Linked DNA regions of Mus musculus: region 1 is linked to region 2. The links are chromatin loops, found by intact Hi-C in ENCODE. Cell type or tissue: heart. All regions are shown on one strand.

Region 1 (8,000 bases), 300 kb after region 2:
TCCCACCATCCTAGAGGGCTGAGGGCTGATGTTCTAATTGCCCCTTATGGGCTTCCTATGTATAGATGCTATATAGCTGAATGGACAGTAGAGACAGGCTTGGCACAGGCTCCATACCCATCACTTGACAGAGGGTTATTATTTTCACTAGCTATCCTCTGTATAGAAATCAGTAAAATGGGCACAAAATTGCTGCTATTAAGGGATGGGCTGGAAGAACAAATGAATGAATGGAGGAGGCAGAGGCTTTTGTGGAGGCTGTGTGGCTGTGTCTCTGGGTGGGGTGGTCCTCTCCTCTGTAGGGCAAAGAGCAGTGGCAAGGAAAGCTCAGAGCAGAGAGACATTAGAGGGCTCAGATCACCTCTCCAGGAGGCCCCTTTGTCCTCCCCAGGGAGGTCAGCCTGGGCAATGAGGAAAGGTCTCTAGGGAACCCTGTGCCAACCTCAAGCCAGGCACACTCACAGGCTGGCTATGGAGTCTTCAAGTCTCTTAACCTCTATGATCCTAATGGGGCCAAAAAAGGGAGTGGAGTTCTCACATCAGAACCTCCGTGAGTGGTAGGCAGGGGGACCTGAGCTTTGAATAGCTCCAGACTGGGGAACTTGGTCACAGCAGACCAGCTCATATCTCAGGACTTCTCTAGCATCTATCTCAGTTAAACAGGGTAGGGATGAGTGAGTGGCTCCTCAAAGTCTGCCAATGGCTGGTGTGCTCTTAAGCTATTGACTGACATGACAGAGGGAGAATGTCGCCCAAGACTTTGGTGCTGATGAGAGCTGAGGTTGGCTGGATGCCCTGGATTCCTGAACCCCACATGTGTTACACCAAGGTTGGACTCAGTAGGCAGGAACCAGGGCAATTTCCTGACTTTTTTCTAAATAACAGAGGAGCCCAGCATTGTCTCTGTTCCCTGATGATCTGCCTGGTTTCCCTCTGCTGACTCTAGGGACACTCCAGTCATGCATGGCTATCCACTTGCAGATATCTGACTGGGCCAGGCTGTGGCATTACAGAAGTAGAATTAGACATAATTGTGGCCAGAGTGAACCATGAAGGGGGAACTCTGTTCTGTGTCAGCTATCTGAGATGCCTCCCTGCCTGATCTTAGGCTGAAGGTCATGCTGGGAAGGTGGATGAGGTGCCTGTCTACCCAGAGTTTACCAGTTATGCCGAGTGGAAAGAATCTGTGGACAAAGAACTCTCCAGAAGCCCTTGCAGATGGTCTCCTCTGCCTGCTGATGTACCCCTTTACATTTAAAGGCACCAAGGACTCTATTGTTTTGTTTGACCTAATGTTTCAATGGCTTTCTTGTTCCTGTGACCAAAATGCATGGCAAAACCAGCCTCGGGGAGGAAGAAGCCATTCTGAATCAAGGGTTCGGTCCACAAGGGAAATTCAGTTTCCAGCCATCAGCGCACTAGTGGGCACCCAAGGCAGAGGCTGCTCATGCCAGAGGGGAACTGGAAGCAGAGAGCATGATAGGTAGCATGGCCCTAGTATAACCATCACAGGTTCCTCTTAACGGTTCCACAGTCTATGGGCTGGGGAAGGCTCAGCAGGTAAGGGCACATGCTGCTCGTCCAGAGGACCCAACATTAGTTCCCAGTACCCATATTTGATGGCTCACAACTGTAATGCTAGCTCCAGAGGATCTGAAAACTTTTTCTGGTTTCTGGTGGCATGGGAGCACCCATGGTGCTCATGTGCATTCAAGAACACGCCTGTAAATAACAGTACAAAATAGTACGGCCAGCAATGTCGTAAAGCATCAATCTGATAGGACATTTCTACATCACAGATCAACCTGCAACACTGAGTGTCCCCAACTCACTTAATGTGGGAACATCCTTTTCAGTGAAGTCCCCTCCGTAGAAAGGATCAGTGTGACAAACCTACCTTCTGTCTGGCCCCACTTCTCTCATTTCCTGATGTGTGAATATGCAAGGCAAGACAGAATGTCTGGCCTAAGGCCTTACAATCATTATTCTTAACGGGATGAAACTGGTATTTATGCCTTAGCAGGTTCTCTCCACACACAAATGCTTTCCCAGTGTGTCATCTGCTGACCGCGGCCATTAGCAATGTGGAGGATATGCTGTGGAGAGTGCACTGTGAAGGGTGCGCGGTGGAGGATGCACTGTGGAGGATTTACTGTGGAGAACAGGCTGTGGAGGGTCCTTTGTGGAGGATGTGCTGGGAGAGGGTGCACTGTGGAGGATGCTCTGTGGGAGGGTGCGTTGTGGAGAACGTGGTGTGGAGGATATACTGTGGAGAACATGTGCTGTGGAAGATATACTGTGGAGGGCGCGCTGTGAGGATGCTCTGGGGAGGGTGCACTGTGGAGGATGAGCTGTGGTGGATGGCTGTGGAGGATATAATGTAGAGAATATGCTGTGGAGGATATAATGTAGAGGATATGCTGTGGAGGATATACCATGGAGAACATGCTGTGTAGGGTGCGCTAAGGAGGATGTGTTGTGCAGAATGCATAGGTTATTGACAGGTGTTTTCTCTCAGCTGAGCTATGCAGTTCATCTTCCGCACATATTTGGCCTGCTCATCATAAAGATGAAGACACCAAAGCTCAGAAAACCTTTGATTCGAACCCAGGAAGTTGCTTTCAGAGCCCAGTCTCAGCTACACTAGCTCGTTAGTCAGTCACATTTTCCTGAAGCTGGGAGCAAGTGGCTGTGGCTATAGAGCTGGTAAGGCGGGACCTCGGAGGTGGCGCCACAGCCTGGGATTTCTAAAGAAATGTCAGATTTCTTTAGGAAGCACATTCTTGCTTTTTCTTTTTTCTTTTTCTCCCCATCTGACTTGAGGGTTGGGGAAGCAAAGGAGAGGCCAGCACAGCAAGAACACAGAGGTGATATCTTACCATAGGTGACAAAACCTGCCTCAACAGAGAGCTACTTGGGAAGTCACCACCTGGGAAACCAGGAGATGCAATTTTGGTGAGAAGCAATTTAATAAACATGCAGATTCTGTTAGTGCTGGGACAGAACAGGAGTGAGGAGCTGAGGGAGAGCCAGTTGGGGAATAGAGATTCCAGGGGTGGATTCCAGGCACCAAGAGGCTTACTGGGGATTCACCAGGAAGGTGGCCTGGGAAAAAGAGAGAGGGCCGGAAGCTCCCAGGGAGGTTCCTTAATGCTCAGGAGTGAAAGGTCTGTCACACACTCATGTTAATGGCTGCCACTTGGAAGGTTTGCCAGTGGGTGGGGCAGGTGGATGGGGCATCCCACTCCCTCAGTTACCCTAGCTCGCTCTAGAGAGCTAAAAGAGGTAAACACAAATGCAGAATCTTGCAGCAAGAGACAGATTGGGCATGAACAAGGCTCATATCATAACCTCATATAACCCGGGCTTCTATCTCCTGTGACTTAAGACTTCCTTCTCCAGAGATGCTGGAGGCTGTAGTGGGGAGTGCAGTTACGTACATACCATTAAGTGAAAGACCATCCTGTCCTAGTCAGGAAAGCCATCTTCTTCCCAAGAACACAGCTTCAGGATGGATGCACATGCAACAACAAGTGTGTGTGTGTGGGGGGGGGAGTGAGGGGAGGTACACCCGCCTAGCCAGATCAGCTAATTCAGTCCATCCGGTCCTTGCTGGTCCCAGGGTGACAGTGCAGACAGCTTTCCCTAACACCCACTGTGGGTGTTGCCCCACTGGTGTCTGAAATTCATCTTCATATTGTCTTCATGACACCTGCTGCTATCACAGGACTGTGACGAGCAGAGGGGGTGAGTGCCCTGGCAGAGAGCTCACAGCTGATAACATGGTGTGATGAGCTTTTAACTTTTGAGAGATTTGGGCTTATATAACCGCCCCCTTCCTTTCTATTTGTGTGACCTTGGTGATGTCCCTGGAGCAGAGGGTTCTTGGTCTTTTCCGCTATGGGGCTGGATACAGTGATGGGCCCCTGGGTGCCTGGCTCAGGGCTGATTTGCTGCAGGAGCCTGTTTACAGAGCCTGCCATTGCTGCTACAGTGAGACCCACCTTTCCTCAGCTTGAGACTGATCTGACTGTGACGCTTGTTCTGGCTCAGAGAGTGTGGTAGAGTGAAAGACATGCCAGCAATGCAGGGGTTAAACCCTGACTTCTCTCTTCATTCTCAGCATTCACTGCAGGGAAAGCACCCTGCTATACTATTGGGAGACCAACACCGTGGCCCTGAGCTGAGGACACGTTGGCTGCCTGGGTCACCCACCTCATGTGATTCCCCAGCTTGAAATCCACTAAAGACCAAATCACCACAGGCCTGGTCCCTGTCCAAATCATGAGCTGAAGGGACAAATGTGTGTGTGTGCAGGAAATGACATGGAATATGCTATGTGTTAGTTAATTTGCTCTTTGTATCAATCCTAGGCCTGGAAGGCTTAGGTTACATAGTAAATAAAGTGTGGTCTATCTATCTATCTATCTATCTATCTATCTATCTATCTATCTATCTATTTATTTAATGTACACGAGTGCTCTATCTGCATGTACACCTGCATGCCAGAAGAAGGCATCAGATGCCATTACAGATGGTTCTGATCATGTGGTTGCTGGGAATTGCACTCGGGACCTCTGGAAAAGCAGGCATTGTCCTTAACAGCTGAGCTATCTCTCCAGTCCCTGAAGTGTGGCTTTAAACAGTAGGCTAACTCCAGAGTGCATACCTACAAGCTTGTTATAAGGCCCCTTTGCCAAGAACTAGCCACTCTCAGAGTCCCTCCCAAGGTCCTTCAGGCCCAGGTCCTCAGTCACACTGATTCAGTGCTGCCCCCATGTGGACAGGGAGTGCCATCACTCTCTGGCATTAGCTCATTTGGGGCTGGTAGACACCTCATCTGCAAACCTGTCATCTTCCCTTCAGGAACTCTTTCAGCTCCAACGGGAGCTGCAGTCTTGGCTCTGATCTCGATGGTCTGACTAGTGCTGGAGGAAAACCTCCCACCTCCTGATTCCCAGAGCTGTCAGAGTACCTGCAGAAGCAAAATGTCCCCACCAAAGCCGTCAGCAGATCCGTGGCAACCAGAAAGCCCAGCTCTCACCCCAAGTCCAGAACACTGTCAATCTCCTGGGGTGTGCATAGGCCACATCTTGTCCAGCAGGAGGCAGTCATGCTGAGAATACATCAAGGAGACTAACAGCATCAAGCATGTAGACGAGATACCCAGCTTCCTCTGTTTTACTCGAGGCATGAAGAAGCAGCACACATCCACCCATTGGTTTTTATTATCTTGGTACTTGCTTTTCATTATCATTGTTTTCTTTGGGAAAAAAATCCTCCTGTTATTTATTTCATGCCTTAAAAATGAGTTACATGAAGGGAGACTTGGGTCCCTTGCCCATGATTCCTGAAGGAGGTGGAGGTGTGAAGGTCAGTAGATCAAGTTGACCCTTATCCACATTGCAAGTCTGAGAGCAGCCTGGGCTAGCTAAGTCACTGCATATCTAACGGAGGGGGCTGGAGTGATGGCTTAGTGGTTAACAGTATTTCCTGCTCTTGTAGAAGAATCTGAGTTTGGTTCCCATCACTCATGTGCAGTGGCTTACACCACTGGGGATCTGATACCGTCTTCTGGCCTCTGTGGGAACTTTTATGAGCACACAAATACACACACACACACACACACACACACACACACACACACAAATGCACACATACATGCATGTACAGATACATACACATACATGTATTTACACATGTATGCATGCACACATAAATAAAATAAATCTTTTTAAAAAATGAAACCACCTCAAACACAATAAAAAAACTAACAGAGGTTGGTGACACAGGACATTGTTAAGGACCACTGTTATGGCTCCAGAAGAGCCCATACACTGTAGATCTTCCTAAGGACCACTGTTGCAGCTCTAGTAATCTAGAGGTCAATTTTAGAGCTCATACGCGGTCAATTTTGCTGCTAACTGCTCAGTTCACTTCTTATTCTCCATGTTGTTGCAAATATGTTGTATGATATAATTTTGTAGAATGCATTGTCTGTCCACCATAAGTATGTCTGCATGCTTTTTCTTTCACACCTCACTGTTAATCGCTGCACACCATCCATTTGGTCCACGTACCACAATCCTCCACACCTCCTCTGGTTTCCCACTGAGACTGGTCAGAATCTCTTGGTTTTAGATGTGATGTTGGCATTAGCATCTTCACCGAGGGGTCTCCCTTGTTTCAGATGGTTTTCTACAGCTCCGTAGCAATGTTCCCAGGATATACACTGCCTAGACTCCGTCCCATGCCTCTTTTGTCCCACCGGAAGCTAGACACATGGAAACTTGGGAGAGCAGATGAGAGAGGACTATTTGAAAGAGGGAAAGAGGAAAGATGCAGAGGAGGAAGGCAGTGGGAGAGCAGGGTGTCACGGTGCTACGTTTGGGATAAACTCATTTTGTCTCTGCTTCTTAGGTCTGAGCAGGAAGGGCAAGCCAGAGGAAGACCATCCAGGAAAAGAAGGGAACAGCAGAGGAATGTATTCCTTGATGGTGGCATCTCTTTTGAAATACCACACCACATCCTACGAACGTGTTAGAAAGAAGAAACAACACTTCTACCAAGTATTGCTGGACCTCAACTCTGGAATGTAGAAATATCAGTCTGAAAGCCATCTTGAGCTCTACAGTACCCAATGAAGTTAGATCATTGCCTTCAAGAGGACTTATGTGTAAAACTCCTACAGGCTGTAGACATGACTATGGGTCCATCCATAAGCCTACAAAGTCACAACAGCACATGCTGTGTGGTATGCTACCCAGACCCCTTAAAGGACAAGGGCATCCTCCCCAGCACTGGTGTTCTCCCAGGCTAGTCTCTCCTCTAGCCTGCCTGAAGGGAGTTTCCCAGCTCATGTAATGGCCTGGCTGATTGATGTGGGGTATTCCAGCCTGTTCTCCCTGTTGAGCAGAGGACACTGAACATCTTTATCCAGCTCTGAGCTGCCCAGGGACCAATTACAAATATACACAGCCCTGCCTCTCTGTGTCACTGGCTATCCCTTATAGGTGGTACCAATTTCCTGTGCTATTTTCTACAACAGAAGTCATTTCTCAGGGAAATTTAACCCCAAACAGTCATGTATCTTTCTTCCTTCAAATTCCAGAGAAGGGCACAGTAGGGAAAATACCTCAAGATACATGAACTGGCTAGGGTTTTCCAAACAGGACTCCAGTTGCTTGGGACATAATGCCAATAACTGAAGCTAGAAGGCAGAGGCCCAGGAAATGGCTAACATAATCATCTAAAGAAACAGCTCACAGAACCTTTGCAAGCTACACATCCAACAGAGGAGAATTAGCTGGAATATGAAGAAGAAAAACCCCCAAACCAAAACCCAAATAAACTTCAAGAAGCTAAACAAGGATCAAAAAAGCCTACAATAAAGGAGCCAGTGAAGCAAGCAGAGTCCTCAAAAGATGAGGCGCAAATTTCTATTAGACACATGAAAGGATGGTCAGCCTCACTCTCCATCAGAGGAAGGGAAATTAAAGTTACAGTGAGAACCCATCAGAGTGACAGTCATTAAAAAAGCAAACACTAGTGACAACAGATGCTGGTGCAGAAGGGGTGAAGGGGCTCTTAGACCACTGGTGGGAATGGAAACCATGCCCGCCTCTGTGGAGATCAGTGTGCAAATTCCTTCCACACCCAAACTAGGGGCTAGGAAGATGGTGCAGGGTAAAAGGTGCGTATTCATTGTGTCTGTTCCAGACATCCATATTCACCAGCTCACCACTGCCTGGAACTCCAGCTCCAGGGGATCTGATGCCCCCTTCTGGACTCTTCAGGTGCCTGCCTGCATACACGAACACCTCACACAGACACATAACTTTAAAAAGTGATAAAAATCTTCAAAAAATTAAAAACACATCTACCACATGAGACAGCCATACAAAACCCGGGTATGTATCCAAAAGATCAGAACAGGCACTTCGCAGAGACACTTGCGTCTCGTTTACTAGAGCTTCATGCACAGTCATGAAGTTATAGAA
Region 2 (8,000 bases):
GCTTTTCTCAATCAATATTTTCATCTCAAATTCCCCCTTCATGGCAAACTGTTATTGGGAGATTTCAACAATCAATAAATTGCATTTCTGAGATTCCACAAGCAAAATTATCGAGTGGTGGCAGGAGTCCATTTGCCAGGAATGTCCTCTGGGGACAGGCCATTCTGTTTCTAGATCCCTATTTTATTTCTAAAGTTTTTTTTTTTAATTATATATTGGCATATAGGTATGTGCCTGGGATAACAATCCCCTGGAAGGTGGAGTAGTTTCAGAAGTTAGAAGCTGCCTGACATGGGTACGGGATTTGAACTTTGGTCTCTTGAAAGAGCAGCATTAGCTCTTAACTGCTAAGCCATCTCTCTAGCCTCTACACCCCTGCTCTTAAAAATATCCTTTACTCTGGTTTAGTCAGGATGGCTGAGGCAGAGCCTGAAAGTCTGAGACAGCTTCAGATTTTGGGCCAAAGGCAAGAAGATGAGAGTAAAGGCCTGGGGTTTTCAGCTTAGCTGCTGTGGTTTCTTTGCCCCTCCCCCCACCCTGGTTCCCTTTTGACTCCTGTGCACTTGATTTTTACTGATTTGAGCAAATATATGCTCAGAGCTGGTTCTCTTCTCGTGTTCATTGCAAGGCAAAGGTACTTGAAGTTCAGAGTGTTTGATGTCGCAAAATCATGCTGCCTTTATGTAGAGATGCTGGGACCCATCCCTAGGGGGTTGTGAAACCAAGACGGATGATCACCTGCCAGCTACTATGTGAGAGACAGCAGGGATATGGGGGATATGGAGGCCAAGGATCATGTCTGCCAAACAGGCAGAAGCAGAGTGCCACTTTCAGCACACGCCTCTGTGTCTTCTCATTGGCTGAGGCTTCTACCATGCAGCAGCCTATGGGTCTATGGTCACACCTCTGTGCCTTCTCATTGGCTGATGCTTCTGCCATGCAGCAGCCTATGGTCACGCCTCTGTGCCTTCTCATTGGCTGATGCTTCTGCCATGCAGCAGCCTATGGGTCAATGGTAGTAACCGAGGACACTCTGGCCTCTTAGTTCTGCCTCTCTCCCAGAGTTGTTGGAAATCCTGCATTAGGAGCTGAGCGCATTCATCTTGACAAGTGAAATCAGTGCCTACTGACTTGTGTCTGGCTTATTTGTTGTGTTGGATTAGGAAGATAGTTCCCAGTCTTCACTCTCTCGGTCGCACGCCCTCCTCCTCAGCATGGCTCAGAAGCTACCCTCATCAATGTGGGCAAGCCAGCATAAGAAGACAAGCCATGATGTCCCTTTCAGAGGTTAGGTCCCAGTGGGCCTTATACATCCCAACCATTTATCCCAGAACTCATCTGAACACCATAAAAACAGTCAGAAAGGAGCCGCTGGCAGAAAGATCATGCAGGGATCACCGGGTCATCTTGGCAATGGCTGTTCTAGATGACCCCAGACACATTTTCACACACATGGGACACCTCCGTAGAAATATCTGGCCAACCCGAAAGCTCGTGGGAAATAGCACACAGCTATTATGTGAAAATATCACTTTTCAGGGCTTGTGACTAACAAGCGTGTTCTGCCAAGCTCAAGGCTGAGACGTCCAGAGGGAAGCTAGCTCCCACAAGTCCCCTGTAACTTCTGAGGCTGTGAAGGTGTTTGCAGAAAGAAAACACACTTCTGTTGGAGGAACGGAGATGAAATGTCTTGGATTTGACTACGGGATCAATGGGATAACATGGGTGAGAATTCCCGTCCTAGGATACATGTTTAGTGTGGACAAGCCACTCCCACCCCTGCTGCCCATATGCCCTTGGTTTGATTGTGGAGCAGATGGACTTAACACAATACAAAGCCATCCTGGCCCATAAGAAAGCCTGTGTCTGAGCCCAGCATGCCTAACACATGATTGACAGACAGAATAAGGTCATCACCAGGGCTAGAAACCTTCAAAGCAGAGACAGGTTTCTTCGATATAAGGCCTAAAATGACTTGCTCTCACAGCAGGCTGGGTTTTGCTTGATGAGTGGTGCCCCCTACAGGAAGCATGCGAAACAGGCCTTTGAGTACTCTGCGGCCATAAGGAGGACTGCAGAGCAAGACTTAACCAGTTCACAACTTAGCTGAACTTGTGAGAGACATCATCCCAAGTACACGGGGAGGGGGAGTGGGGAGAGTCAATGCAAATGTCACCGAGGGTACCTTTGCACGCTTTTCTTCCCTCCCAACTGTCCTTCCTTCCTTGAAACAGAACCGAGTTCTAGAGTGTAAGTAACGCCGCTGAGGATAGAGTACATTTGGGATGGATGGATGGATGGATGGATGGATGGATGGATGCCTTTACAGGAGGTGGGGCTTAAGGAAAGGTCACATATTATGGGGTTTACCAGTAACTTTATCCAAATCACAGAAGCACTTCCAGAACCTGCATAAATCACAGTCTCCCTCCTTTATCTGAGAAAATCAGTTCAGAGGTTTACAAACATCACCAAGGCTGTCTGCTGAAACCTAACATGTGGCAGCCAGAACAGGGCTGATCTGACTGCCTGAACACCTCTGGGGGCCAGAGACCTCCCCTCCCAAAAGATTTATCCATCCAGCTGGGAGAAAACAGAAACAAAAGCCCTTTATATTTATTTTTTAATGGGGATCCAAGAGTTGTTTCTCTGTTTTATTAACTTGTGTGTGTGTGTGTTTGTTCTTTTCAATGCCCATGTTCTAAAACATCCCAACTATTGTGTGAGCAAATGGGTAAACACAATAAAGGAGACCCTGCAAATTTTGTGGGTCTCACCTTTGAGGCCCCCCAGCCCAGAAGCATACATCTATGTGTGGCATCTAAGTTTCTGCAGAGGAGTAAGTACCGACTCTATTGGTTGATTTTTTACTTGTCTCTCTCACCAGACTGTAAGTCCCACTAGGGCAAGGCCTGGCACCTCTCTCTACACTCTAGACTATCAGTGACTATTCTGATGCTTAATACAGAAGAGACTTTGCACAAATGACCTTAGACATGTCCCGGAACATGAAGGGTGTATGATCAAGAGTGGGGCTGTTAACCATACTGCTTTGTCTCATTTGAAATTAGTCACCCGCGAAAAACAAATAAAATCTAGCAAACCTTTCCAGTTAGTAAAAAATCCACTCCTGCTAGCAAAGATCTCTTTCCTTAGGATTCATCCTTCTCCTTGAATCCCACGGCTCAATGCCCACCTCAGGGGGAGTGAGTGACAGCTAAGAGGAGGAGGGGCTTAGTTCAGCAGCTCACCTAGCTACTCACCTGGGGGAGGGGGGTGAGTGACAGCTGAGAGGAGGAGGGGCTTAGCTCAGGCCCTCAGTCAGTTCCTTGTTACTACAGACAGAATTTTTCCTCCAGGCCACCAGGACCTTACTGAACATACTTAGCCGTTCTTGGGTCTACAGTCACCCTCCCAAGTGGAGGAAAGAAAGCAGGGAACCTATGCCTGGACGGGAACATCTAGACAATCGAAGCATCTTTACACTTCTAACAGGGTACCTTAGTTCAATGGTTAAGAGCATTGAATGCTCTTCCAGAGGACCCAGTTTTGATTCTCAGCACCACAAGGCATTTCACAACCATCTGTAATTTAGTTCCAAGGGCTCTGATACCCTGTTCTGGCCTGTGCCAGCATCGAGGGACGCAATCTGCACACAGATATACACATAGGCAAAAATACCCATATTTATAAGACAAAAAAAAAATTTTTTTTAAAGTTAAATTAAGAAAAAAGAATGCTAGACAGAGATGAGATGTAGCACAAGACTTAGACAGCAGAGGGCAGCAGAGGCTCACTGTCGTGGGCTACTGAAGCAAGATGGTTGTGTGAATTTTGTTTTGTTTTGTTTTCTTTCTTCTCTCTCTCTCAAAGCCTCGCTTTTCCCAAGCTGAGTCTCTATAGGCTGAGGGCCTTGCAACCCAGTTGTCATTTCTGGAAAATACTATGATTCTCCCATCACAGTCAAGGCAACAGGCTCAGGACACAGAGGGACCTGCATCACCTTACAAAGAATTAGGCAGGCTACGGACGCTGATGCTTGAGCCTGCGTTATCATCCGCAAAGCTCAAAGAGCCTCTAAGCTACAGAAACAGGCATAGGCACTGCTGAAACCCAGCAGGAGCTCCTCGGGATCCCGGTGCACAACATCCTTCAGCATGGCCACTCACACAGGCACAACAGTCACAGACAGGCTTACCAACAATTGAGGCTACCTTCGCCAATACCTTAAAACGGATATTCTTGCTGCGACCCTTCACGTACTGCATCTAGAGGCTGTATCCCTCCCACACCAGGCTGGTGTTCTAAAGAACATCTTATCTGATAGGTTGGTTTCAGCCCTAGAGAGTCTGTCTTCTGCAGAGAAGGGCTCAAGTGCCTTCATGAGATGCCCATCACCAAGTACCAGCTGTGGCTGGACTAGAGGTTCACAGCTCAGTTGCCCCTCTCCCCTCTTGCAACGTGAAGACAGGCCTTCCATGTCCACAGAGGAGTTCATTTCATTTACTCCAAAATAAATTTATCTTTAAATGTAGATGAATACTGTCAAATACACAAGTTAGGAGGAAAAAAATGTTTTTAAAGAATATTAAAATGGAATGAACCTAGCCTTGCAGATCAAACTGCGGTAACCCTGACTAAGAGAGCACCCAGATGCCTAAGTGTATTCCCCTGCTAATGAAGCTTAAAATGAAATAGAACTCATGTACATGGGATGCTCTCTGCCTGACAAACAGGGGCAGGAGAAGCACTGGACTGATGACCTGCAGATCACACGCACAACAGGCACTCATCTCACACCCCAACACAGACTAAACCAAATTCGCATTTTGTCTTCTCATCCGACTCAGTTTCCTTTCCTCCTTCTCATTCTTCCTGCTCCCCAAAGCAAGGACAGCGTTCAGCGAAACCGTAAGCTGGTGTGCTGATTTGGTAGCACGTCCATATTGCAGAAAAGGCAAACCTGGCCACACAACCGTCTTGTTTCCATGAGAAAGGGTGAGCCCAAGCGCCACCATTCATAGCCTTACACACACCCAAGGGCTTTCCTGCCCCCTCTCCCCAGGGCTTTCCCGAATTCTGCAGCAGATAAGAAAATGGCCCCCAAAGACAGCCAGAGAAAACACACCAGACATAATTTTGTTCCCCTTGATGGTTGGCTTTTGTTTAATCCTAGTGTTAAGGACAAAAGCTGGAGTGTGAGGCTTTCATAGTTCTCCCTGGTGTCTGCTCTCCTGGGCAGAAAGAGACTCCAAACTCTTTAAGAGCCACGAGCACAAAGAACTGACTAGGGAAAGCTGAAACCCTCAAAGCACTCCTGGCCTTCTGCTACCATAGACACCACCTTGCGTACCTGCAGCCCAAGTAAGGGGTCAAACCCCAGCTCCTTGTTTTCTATGAGCTCAGCTGGCACAAGAAAGAATGAGAACATTTTAAAATAAAATACAACAATGACTTGAAGACTGGCAAGGTAAAAAAACACAAAACCAAAGTTGGCTTTGAAGTCCCTGGCTGTCAGTGAACCCAGTTATCAAGTGCTGGCTCTGAGAATAAATTTAAATATAGCTGTGATAAAATGGATATAAAATTTTCATGGCTCCCCATTTTTGAGCTCCTGCTGCATGCTGGGCTTGACTTGGGGGGTATGGAACAGGGGGGGGGATGGGTCTCACTACCTATAGTCACCCCTGTAACAGTAAGTCATCAAATTCTCGCTGAGAGTTACAGGGCAATTAGAAAATGGTGTTTCTCGTGACGTGCATCTAAGAACACAAGGCTAAGAAGAGTAAGGGTTTTCCACCTTTACAGCTTGAGGATTATAGGAATCTCAAATATAAACTCAGAAGCCAGAATCGAAAGGGCAAAGTGTATGAAGTCCAGGGTCTATATTTGCATAGCCACCTTGAAAGCTGACCGACTGATAGTCCATCATCAGACCTTGAGAAACAAGCTCTCTTTCACAGTAATCTAGGTGTATGTGTGTGTGAGAGAGACAGAAAAGTAGAAAGGAGACTATGGAGGGGAAGAAAGGGAAGAGAGGGTAATGGGAGATAGTATGATAGGTAACTCGGAAGAAGGGACCAGAAAGAGGTAGACACAGTACAGGAAAAAACAGTGGGGTAGCTGGATGCTAGTACATTGGGGCTGGAGAGGTAGCTTAGCAGGTAAGAGCACTGACTGCTCTTCTAGAAAACCCAGGCTCTATTCCCAGTATCCACAAGGTAGCTCACAACCACCTTTAATTCCAGTCCTAGGTGATCTAATTCCCTTTCCTGGCTTCCTTAGGTACTGCACAAATGTGATATACAGGAACACGTGCAGGCTGAATAACCATACACACAACATAAAAATAAAGCTTTTTAAAAAAAGAATTTGCACTGATCCATACACACACACATACACACAACACACACACACACACAGAGCCCTACCTTACAATGAAGCCCATCTCTTTTTTTTTAGTTTAGTTTATTATTTTAACTATGTGTATATGGGCTTCTGTGTTGGTATGTACACATGTGAATGTGGATTCATGTAAAGTCCGGAAGGTGTTACCTATAGGCAGCACGTAACCAGAGTCACACTTCTGGAAAGTGTCAAGGCTAGAATTCAAGTGTAGTCATCTCTCTTCCGAGTATTTGCCTTGTCTTTAACTGGAGGCCAGAGTCTTCCACAGACATTCGTAGTCCAGCCCCGGGGATGAGTTTGGCTTTGTAGCTGGCCAGGTCTTTTCCTCTTCCAGGGCCTTGTGAGGACTTTGAGTGTGGTAGTTTAACCCAGCCTGATAGATTAGCCTGGTCCATCTGCACACAGAGCTCTGTCTCTAGACAACCTTCTGGAGCATAGTTGAGATGCTACAGTGGCCCCTGGTCCAGCCCGACCCCACCCCACAACCATAATGGATTGCAGCCCAGAGATCACGATATTTTTGCAGCTGCTTCCCAGAAATGACAGTCATCCTCTGCTCTCTCTGTCCAGGGTCACAGTTCCAGAATGACCAACAAGGCTTAACCATCACTATGGCAACCTTGGGCAGATCCACTACAGAGCCTGCAAAAGTGAACCCAGCAGATCTGTTCTTAGATTGACACCCAGATCAACACTAGAAGTTTTTTTTTTAGAGCAACACACTCCTTCCTGGGCTACCGTCCTAGTATTAAGGGAAAGCAGTTGGAATAGCTTCGGACTCCTCCCCAAAGCTGAATGGGTTCTTACTCCTTTGTGCTCAGGACTCAAGCACCTCTGCTATGGCACACATGTGGAACTACACTCCATGTGCCTCTGCAAAGCAGCATCTTAGCCCCTTAGTTCCCACAACCAGCCTGATGCTAGTCCCATCCCAGTCTCTACAGGAGCAAATGAAAGAAAGAGAGGTACCACAATATTCTCCTCTACAGGACTTAGAGTGCCAGGTTCCTTCCATCTACTAGACTCATAACGTCATGTCAGAATCCTGGTGTACAGCCCAACGCAGGTGATTATCTTACAGTCCTGTCTTCTAATCACTGACTCTGACTGTCACCAACCACGAAGTGACACGCTTACAGACACTCTCAATCAATGGACCCAGTATAACACGGACATGACGGAATGCTAGTCGTCAAACCCCATCTCCCGACCAGAAGAACAGAGCAAAGAGATGACACAGCTGACAAAGCCCAGAGGAGGAGGCCCACCAGGAAGGAGAACAGGTCTCACGTGAACAAGGCCCAGTCGCAAGGACAGCTGAGCATGTCGCGTAAGTTACAGTTCTTCAGTGATCTCACGCGTAGAGGATAAAGTGAGGCCGCCGGTTTTAGTCTCAAACCCAAAGGAGTTCTTACTATACCAGGCCATTGATAGTCACTGTAATGTCAATAAAGTAGGCCAGATTTATTTTAAGTTCAGCATCTTAAAACAATTTGTCTCATTTCAACCTTCACCCTTCCCTGCCTCTGTGACTGTAGCAAGTATCAAGCCTTTATTTTATATTATATTATTTTATTTTAGGTACATGTCAG

Evidence for each region. Hi-C counts contacts between places; a loop is a spot of excess contacts. Peaks named below come from ENCODE experiments on the same cell type or tissue, not always from the same donor. Only the 100,000 strongest peaks of a DNase experiment are listed, where the experiment ranks them.
Region 1: it touches region 2 in a loop (5-fold over the local background); 34 of 42 quality-filtered maps call a loop at or near these places.

The regions. Positions count from the first base shown.
Region 1 is chr7:49,122,484-49,130,483 of GRCm38, reverse strand. 9130015G15Rik (RIKEN cDNA 9130015G15 gene) reads left to right here. Exons shown (of 4, transcript NR_154465.1): 4 at 6,421-8,000. It also overlaps a transcript of Nav2 not described here. Among named protein-coding and RNA genes, the nearest start is that of 9130015G15Rik, 36 kb to the left of the region's middle. In heart, CTCF peaks have their summits at 4,780 (motif pointing left) and 7,786 (motif pointing left); no DNase peak of the experiment used is centred here; H3K27ac peaks cover 515 bases; H3K27me3 peaks cover 1,436 bases.
Region 2 is chr7:49,422,043-49,430,042 of GRCm38, reverse strand. The region is part of intron 6 of Nav2 (neuron navigator 2); the gene reads right to left. Among named protein-coding and RNA genes, the nearest start is that of Gm51447, 12 kb to the left of the region's middle. In heart, CTCF peaks have their summits at 2,021 (motif pointing left) and 3,771 (motif pointing right); no DNase peak of the experiment used is centred here.